2 separate regions of the Homo sapiens genome follow, and region 2 is linked to region 1. A link is an interaction called in ENCODE POLR2A ChIA-PET data of the cell type or tissue named here. Cell type or tissue: MCF 10A. All regions are shown on one strand.

What was found. ChIA-PET counts read pairs that join two places held together with the same protein. Peaks named below come from ENCODE experiments on the same cell type or tissue, not always from the same donor. Only the 100,000 strongest peaks of a DNase experiment are listed, where the experiment ranks them.
Region 2: POLR2A ChIA-PET joins it to region 1 with 5 read pairs; 3 of 35 experiments call an interaction of 5 or more read pairs at or near these places.

Annotation. Positions count from the first base shown.
Region 1 is chr9:14,019,839-14,023,838 of GRCh38, forward strand. LOC101929507 (a long non-coding RNA gene) reads right to left here and starts at 254. Exons shown (of 8, transcript XR_001746621.2): 1 at 213-254. In MCF 10A, no CTCF peak of the experiment used is centred here; a DNase peak (open chromatin) is centred at 2,393.
Region 2 is chr9:14,079,305-14,083,304 of GRCh38, forward strand. It overlaps NFIB (nuclear factor I B), which reads right to left. Exons shown (of 11, transcript NM_001190737.2): 11 at 2,544-4,000. Among named protein-coding and RNA genes, the nearest start is that of LINC00583, 150 kb to the left of the region's middle. In MCF 10A, no CTCF peak of the experiment used is centred here; no DNase peak of the experiment used is centred here.

The DNA.
Region 1 (4,000 bases):
AGGGAATCTTGTCATATTTATTATTCAACACAGCATTCAAAGTCATACTTTGTGAGGCCAGGAGTGGTGGCTCACGCCTGTAACCCCAGCACTTTGGGAGGCGGAGGCAGGTGGATCACCTAAGGTCAGAAGTTCGAGACCAGCTTGGCCAACATGCCAAAACCCCATCTCTACTAAAAATACAAAAAGTAGCCAGACGTGGTTGCACACACCTGTAATCCCAGCTACGTGGAGGATGAGGCAGGAGAATTCCTTGAACCCGAGAGGCAGAGGATGCAGTGAGCTGAGATCATGCCACTATACTCCAGCCTAGACAACAGAGTGAGACTCTGTCTCAAAAAAGAAAAGTCTTTACTTTTTGAAACATGTATCAGATCATTGTCTTTATTGTGCTCAAAACCTTGCAGTACTGCTGCATTTCAGCCTCACTGAATGAATGCCCTGTAAGGCTTTATCAAATCTCTATCTCCTTTTCTCCCTTTCTCTCTCTCCCTCCCTCACTCCCACTCACACCAGTCACACTGGAAGCCTCAAGCACACACTCACCTTCGAGCTTTCATTCTGCCTATAATCTCTGCATGGAAGGCTCTTCTCTCAGCTATCTCTTGGCTGACTTCCCAACACCATCAAGTCCTTAATCAAGTATTACCTTCTCAATGAGGATCACCCTGGCCATCCTACCTAATCCCCTAAATTTATTTGCCTCTTGTTCTTCTAATCTCCATTATATTATTCTACTTTTTTTGTATTTCCACATTTACCACCTTCTAATTTGAGTGTTTATCATATTTTTTAATGTCTCATTCCCCTGCTAGAATGTAAGGTCCTAGAGGTCAGGAGTCTATGTCCGCATTGTTCTCTGATAAATGCCTAGAACCTAAAACAGAGCCCACAGAGTAGGTGTTCAACAAGTATTAGCTAAATGAATACCAAACATTTGAGACCATCCAATGAATGTTAACTCTCTTCTCCCTTCTTTGTTGCATAAAAGTTAGGTCAGTTGCCAAAGAGAGAACTAAGATATTCTTAAATCTCTCTGAGTAGCCATAAGAGCAGAATCTAGAAACCTTCTGATTCCTGAGCAAGCAAGAAGTTGGGGCAAAACAGATAGCTTAAAAATCATTAAAGGCATTTCCCATTTTAGGGAAAGGACCAAATGATAATTTGACAAGTGGTTGGGAGAAACAAGCACTCTCATATATGTTTTATGGGAGTAAAAATTAATTCAACATCTTTAAAGGAATATTTCTAATCTCTATCAAAGTTGTGAATACATATATGCCCTTTCACCCATCAATCACACATCTAGAAATTTCTCCTATAGATATACTTACATATGTAAAGATGATAAAAGGATATTCCTTTCATCACTGTTTTAATTGCTGAAGATTAGAAACAACCTAAATATCCATTGGTAGAAGACTGGTTCAAAAAGTTAGGGGACACTTGCAATGAAGTATTCTGAAGCCACCAAAGAGAGCAAGGCAGATCTGTATATACAGGTATGGAATTATGTCCTACAGAAAAAACAAGGCAAAAAGCACCATGCATCACAAGCTGCCATTTGTTTATAAAAGGGAGATATACATAGAGTATCTCTAGATAAATAAGCAAAAATACTAGTAACAGTTGTTGCCTCAGAGGAAGGAGACCCGGCTCTGGGGAGCAGTGCTGTAATGGAGGCTTCTTTTCACTGGGTACTTCCTGTGTTGTTTGAATATTTTTTCCAAATGGAAATGCTCCTTGTTCAAACAAATAACTTTTAAAAATCATATCACCCTTGAATACAAATTATTTTGGAGAACCCCTAATTCCTGGAAGTTTCTTTAGGCCAATATTTGCTTCTGAAAATTTGTCTTCTCAACTACTGTAAACCAGTCCTGTCGTGGTTCATTTCTATTACCATGGACGGCATGCTATTGGATTGGAAGTGATTTGCAATTTCCACCTTCACTGTTTTTAGTTTGCAAATGTGATGATTGATCCTGATGTTTCTGGTACTAATGATTAGTAGGATGGTCAGGATCTAGAGCACCTGGACAGATCAGGAGTCCATCTGGGACAGCAATACCAACTTCTTTTTCTAACTAGTCTTGTGAAAAAAAAAAAAAATCAAAACCTAAGTAAGTGAAGCATCATGTTTCAGAGGCACGGAAAGTACTTCTGGAGTTGAGATGTCATGGATTCTACTCTTTATTTCTGGGCCTTTGGTGATCTCACCCAAAACACCCCTGGCCCTGCCTGGATCTCTGTTTCCCTGTTTGCGAAGTAAAAAGTTTACACCTCCTAAGCTTACACAAACACTTTCAGATTATAAGCATAATTGCCAAATATAATATACACTACTATTTCTCAATCTCAACAACAAGCATGCCAAAACAGTGGCAGGAAACCACAAAGCTAAAAATGAAAAAAAAAAAAAATTAAAGGTCAAGAACTACAGCATTGACTCCTACTCAGTTTAGCCTTTGCTTTCTCAAAGGATGATGTCACTAAAACACTGTGGGCTTTGGAATCTGATAAATCAAAGTTCAGCCCACTAAGTGGCAAGTACTTTCAATCCAGGGACTGAGTATCATTAACATTGTGTCCTCGATGCCTCCAGGAGTTCCTGATTCAGCATCACTCCCCCATGGATCAGTTCTCCTCCAGCCACCTCATGCATGTTCATGACTTTCAAAACTACCTCTACATAGAGTCATAAATTCCTATCTTCAGGACAGACCTCTCATTTAAACTTCAGACATGCATATCCAAATTAGCATCCCATTTCAAGGTCTAAAATATACCTTGCAATGCATCTAAATCTGTTATAAACTTCCACCTCAAATCTGATTGCCTTTCACAGTTTCCTATATAAAGAATAGTCCTACACTTCAGCAAGCTTTGCAGGCAAAAATTCTAGTGTCATCTCTGTCACCTTTTCTTCCTCATCTGTATATCCAATCTATGAAAAACTCCTTTCAATTGGACAACCTAAACTACTTTCCAATCCATCCCTTTTTCTTCATTACACTCCCACCACTCTTCCTTTATTTACTAGTCCAGCTATTTTTGTTGATCACCATGACTGCTACGATAGCCTCCTGCTTGGCTTACCCTCTTCCACTCTTGCCTCACTTCCATCTGCTGTCTGCATTAAAATCATCATGTCATTCATAGACTGCAATCTCTTGAATGGATTCACTGTATTATTTATTTATTTATTTAGAAACAGAGTCTTACTTTGTTGCCTAGGCTGGAGTGCAGTGGTGCAATCACGGCCCACTCCAGCCTCAACCTCCCAGGCTCATGCAATCCTCCCACCTCAGCCTCCAAAGTAGCTGGGACTACACGTGTGCACCACCACACCTGGCTAATTTTTTAAAAATTTTTTGTGGAGATAGGGTTTTGCCATATTGCCCAGCCTGGTCTCAAACTCCTGAAGTCAAGTTATCTGCCTGCCTTGGCCTCCCAAAGTGCTAAGATTACAGTTGTGAGCCATCATGCCTGTTTTTAAGATAAATGGAGAAACAACCAGAAAGCCTTATATTTCTAGCCTCACACCTTATCTCTCTCTCTCACACACACACACAATCACACCCAGGCACACACACTCCAGCCACCCTGGAATCTTTCAGTCTTCCTTAGTTGCCATGCTTTTTCCTACCACAGGGCCTTTGCACTTGTGGGCCTCTCTCCGAATATGACCTTTTGCCTTTCACTTAATAAACTCTTACTCAGCCTACATATCCAGCTCAAGTATGACTTCAATAAGGAAATGTTTCCTTCCTTCCCTGAACAGGTCAAATACCCTATTATTATATACTCTCTTAATAGATGGATCTCTGTGTCCTAGCACTTTTCACATTTGCAGCTTCACATTTATTTAGGTGGTTGTTTGGTTTGCAGATATTTTCCCACTCACCTGACTACCATGAAAGCAAGCCCTGGGTAGATTTTGGCTCATCATTGTTTCTCTACTACCTGACACATGCACTCCAGTGAACATTTATTTCAT
Region 2 (4,000 bases), 59 kb after region 1:
GAAAGGACCACTTCGGAACAAGAGATAGTGTGAGCATCATCGTAGATGCCAACTCAGAGTGAAAATGGCAATTTTGGACAAAGGACTAAGGATGGAATAGTGGCATTTGTGACCTGATGAAAGAGGAGTGAAAGACAATGCAGAAGAGGGGATTCCACAGAGGGAGGTATCCTGAAAGAAACAAACAAACAAAAAAAGTTTTGTTTCCTTTCTCGGTGGGAACAGCTGGTGTGTCCTGTAAAGACTCGGTGGGGCTCCTTGGTGTGAAGTTTGGAAAGTTCATATCTCAGCTTATCCAGTCTCTCCCAGTCCATTGTAGATTCCACATCCTTATCCAGTCCTCACCTTGGAGGGGAGAATGGAGTGTCAGGGAAGGGAAGGGAGGTGAGCCACTGCCCTCTTGCCTTGCAATTCCTCTTCCCCAGCTGCTTCGGTTTAATACCCATGACTTTCTCCATTTGAATACACGTCTATTCCTTGCAAATCCTAAGTGTCTCCTATAAAATAAAACTACTTGGAGAATTAATACACTTGAGAAATCAATGCTTTTCTCTCTTCACAAAGAAAAATACTGACAACATCTGAAGGGAAAGAAGGGAAAGTAAGACCACGTATGGGCATGCAGTTTCAGAAACGGTGTCTTGGAAGAAGTCTGCTGGAATACCTGTCAGGAAAATTCTGCTGGCTGACACAGAGTTAAAGCTAAAAGGGAAAGGAAGTCATGATCTCTGAACAGTAGCCATTCAATTATTTTTTAATCACAGTAAAACAAAACAAAACAAAAATGGCCAATAAAAATAATTCATGCCTTTATGTTCTTACCCCCAAAAAAAACGAATGAATCCATTCATTCCTGACTCATATATGTATCACATTGCCTAATAACATGTACCAGACACTGTGATAAAGGCTTTACATGTGCAATCTTATTTATCCTCTTAATAGTCTAATGAGACAGGTACTGTCATTAATATCTAATTTTACAGATGAGAGAACTGAGGTAAAGTTTATTTATTTGCTACACAGCTAGTCAGGGTATTTTCAGAATTTGAAATCAGGCAGTTTAACTTAAGGCATGGGCCTTCAATTGTTCCTGTGTATTCTTCCTTTGTAACTGCCATCTTTCTTTGATCCCTAAATATCTTTTTTTTTTTTTTTTTTTTTTTTTTTTTTTTTTTTTTTTTTGAGACAAGGTCTTGCTCTGTCACCCAGGCGCTGGAGTGCAGCGGCAAGATCATGGCTCACTGCAGCCTCAACCTCCCAGGCTCAGGTGATCCTTTCACCTCAGCCTCCTGAGTAGCTGGAAAAACAGACATGTACCACCATGCCTGGCTAATTTTTGTATGTTTTGTAGAGATGGGAGTGTCACCATGTTGCCCAGGCTGGTCTTGAACTCCTGGGCTCAAGCAATCCATCCGCCTCAGCCTAAATCTTGATCTCTGCCAATAGAGCCAAACGTTTTTAAAAAGGCAAAAATCTCTCTATAGGTAAAAGTTTTATTTCAATGATAATATTCTCAAACATTTCTTAAGAAATGTCTTCATTTTCTAAGAAATCCAATTACTGTCTCATACTTCCAGGATTCTCCAATTTTTTTTTTCCAGGATATTATAGTCCATCAATTTCCATACGACTCCACACACAGTGGTGGAAACCAGGGTGGTTTGGGGACATGAAAGAAACCTCAGCCACAAATCAGAGTTGGTCGGATCAGGCAGTCAGATCTGTCTCAGCAAGTCTTTGGTTGGGATAGTCAAATTCCAGGCATTTTTATCTCTATTTTCAATGAAGCTTGCATTATTTTTGCTTCATTTATGCACATCACTCAGATGGATCACAAAACCATTTAAGCTCATTCCTTTTCAATTAGCTATTATTGAACTCCAGCTGACTCCATTCAGAAATGCTGCTTTCAGTGAGGCTGGATTTGGGACCCGGTCCTCGGTTTTAGCCCTTGTGTATGTCTCCCTGTGAAAAGGGAACATCACCCCTGCTTGTGTTGAAAAGTAGCACTGCTTCTTGGAAACACAAGATGCTGCTCCTTTTCAGGCATTTGCAGGAAGAAATTGCTCTCCTGCAGTATTCATGTAACCACTAAACCCACAGCCACAGGGTGTCCCCGGGGCTTACCTTTTCTGTTCAGTGTTTGATGCCCTGTGGTTTTTCTCTCACAGAGACCACAGTCCAGTCATCATGGCACACATCGTCTTCAACGTATTGCTCAAAGGCCTTTCTCAGAGAGTGAGGTCTGCGATTCTATAACTGCACTTTCTTTTTTTTTTTTTTTACTGTCATTGTTTAGAAAGCTTGGGATGACTGTATTTATTAGGAACTGCAAGGAAGGATTATATAGATATACACAGATATACGGTTAAATATTGAACTGAAATATTAACTATCCCAGATGCTAATAATTAAATCAGTGCTACAAAACCCCCAAAGTTAAGGGCCAAGATCAATTTCTGGGACACTACTGACCCAACATTAATGTAGGCAGAACAGCAAGGAGACGATGAGGAGAAAAATAAAACATGAGGCCAGAGTCTGTAGCATAGCTCATTTTATTGTTTAAACAGTTTTTGCATAGGAAATATATCCGCTTCCAGTAATTGACTGCAGTATGAGCAGCTGCTAGCAGTATAGGCTGGATATAACAGTAACAATCACATTAAGTCAAGCTTGATTTACACCAGTTTAAAACTTGTGGCAATTGAGTTCATTTGCAACCCACAAAAAGTACCCAAAGAACGTTATCCTCCAACCGGGCACAATAAAACCTTCACTAACATTCTGGCCCAGTCTGGGGTTGATCCCAGAGGCCTGAACTCTAGAAATTAAGTAACTGTCGTATAATACATCCTACTGCTAAAGGTTTGTTACATGGAGATTGTGCATGTGCCTCCTTTTGTAAAAAAATTTAATTAAAATACAAGGTTCTGTATTTATGGCCCATGAGGACAAAATGCCAAAAGTTTTAAAATGGATCAACCCTGGTGTGTAGCTAGCAAGCAATAACTGACTACTCGTCACCTACAGTTGTACTAAATGTATCTAAAGAAACACACAGTCCTACAAAAGTTGTTCTCAGAGAAATATCATTGAGGTGGGGGCAGCTCTTCCCAGGATGCTAAAAGTTCTATATGATATAAGCACAAATTAACAGCTTGATGAAGACATAATCTACTGCAGCTTTGAGAAACCTATGCCTGGGATGTAGTTACCCCTCACATTCTACAATGTTGTAGAGATTTTTTTTCCCAAGAAAATGTCATTTGAAACATATTTACAACTGAACTCAACAGAGACTGTGAAATTGAACAGGCACTGCTCATTTGTTTGAGTTTTTTGGTAAACATTTTGCTGGTTTTTTTTTTTTGTTTGTTTCTTTCTTGTTTTGCATCAACTTTTATCAGTCCATGCAACTTCAATGCCCTCGATGAAGGATGCATAAAAAGCCATACTTCTTAAAAAAAAAAAAAAGAAAAAAAAAGACTTCCTTCTGCATAAAGAGATATATTTGCCACATCAGTCCCTGTAGCACAGTTTTCAAAACCATTCTGTCAAAAATACAGTAATACAAGACTGGCTTTAGTGTCACTAGCTTACACTGCTTTTCATGTATTTAGGCCACCTGTTGTTCCTGGTACTGTATCATGCAATAAGTCATCAAGGGCTTAGTCTAGTGTACCGGTAAGCTAGTGGCACTGAAGCGCTTTTCACAATCTCAACATACATTTGAATTGCAACACACAGATATTTCTAGAGTATTAACTAGTGAACCCTTTTATTATTAAAAAAAAAAAAAAACTACTTACAACCATTGAAGAAAAAATTGCAACAAAAAATGTAAAAATTGACCGTCTCCAACTTGTCCCCTTTACTATTAACAATGTGACCAACAGATCTGTGGCACGGACACAGTACAAAGAGTTGTCATGGCAATGAGTTTGGCTGATGCAAAGGTCATTGTGCAGGGTCAAAGGGCAAAATCAGTGGTCCA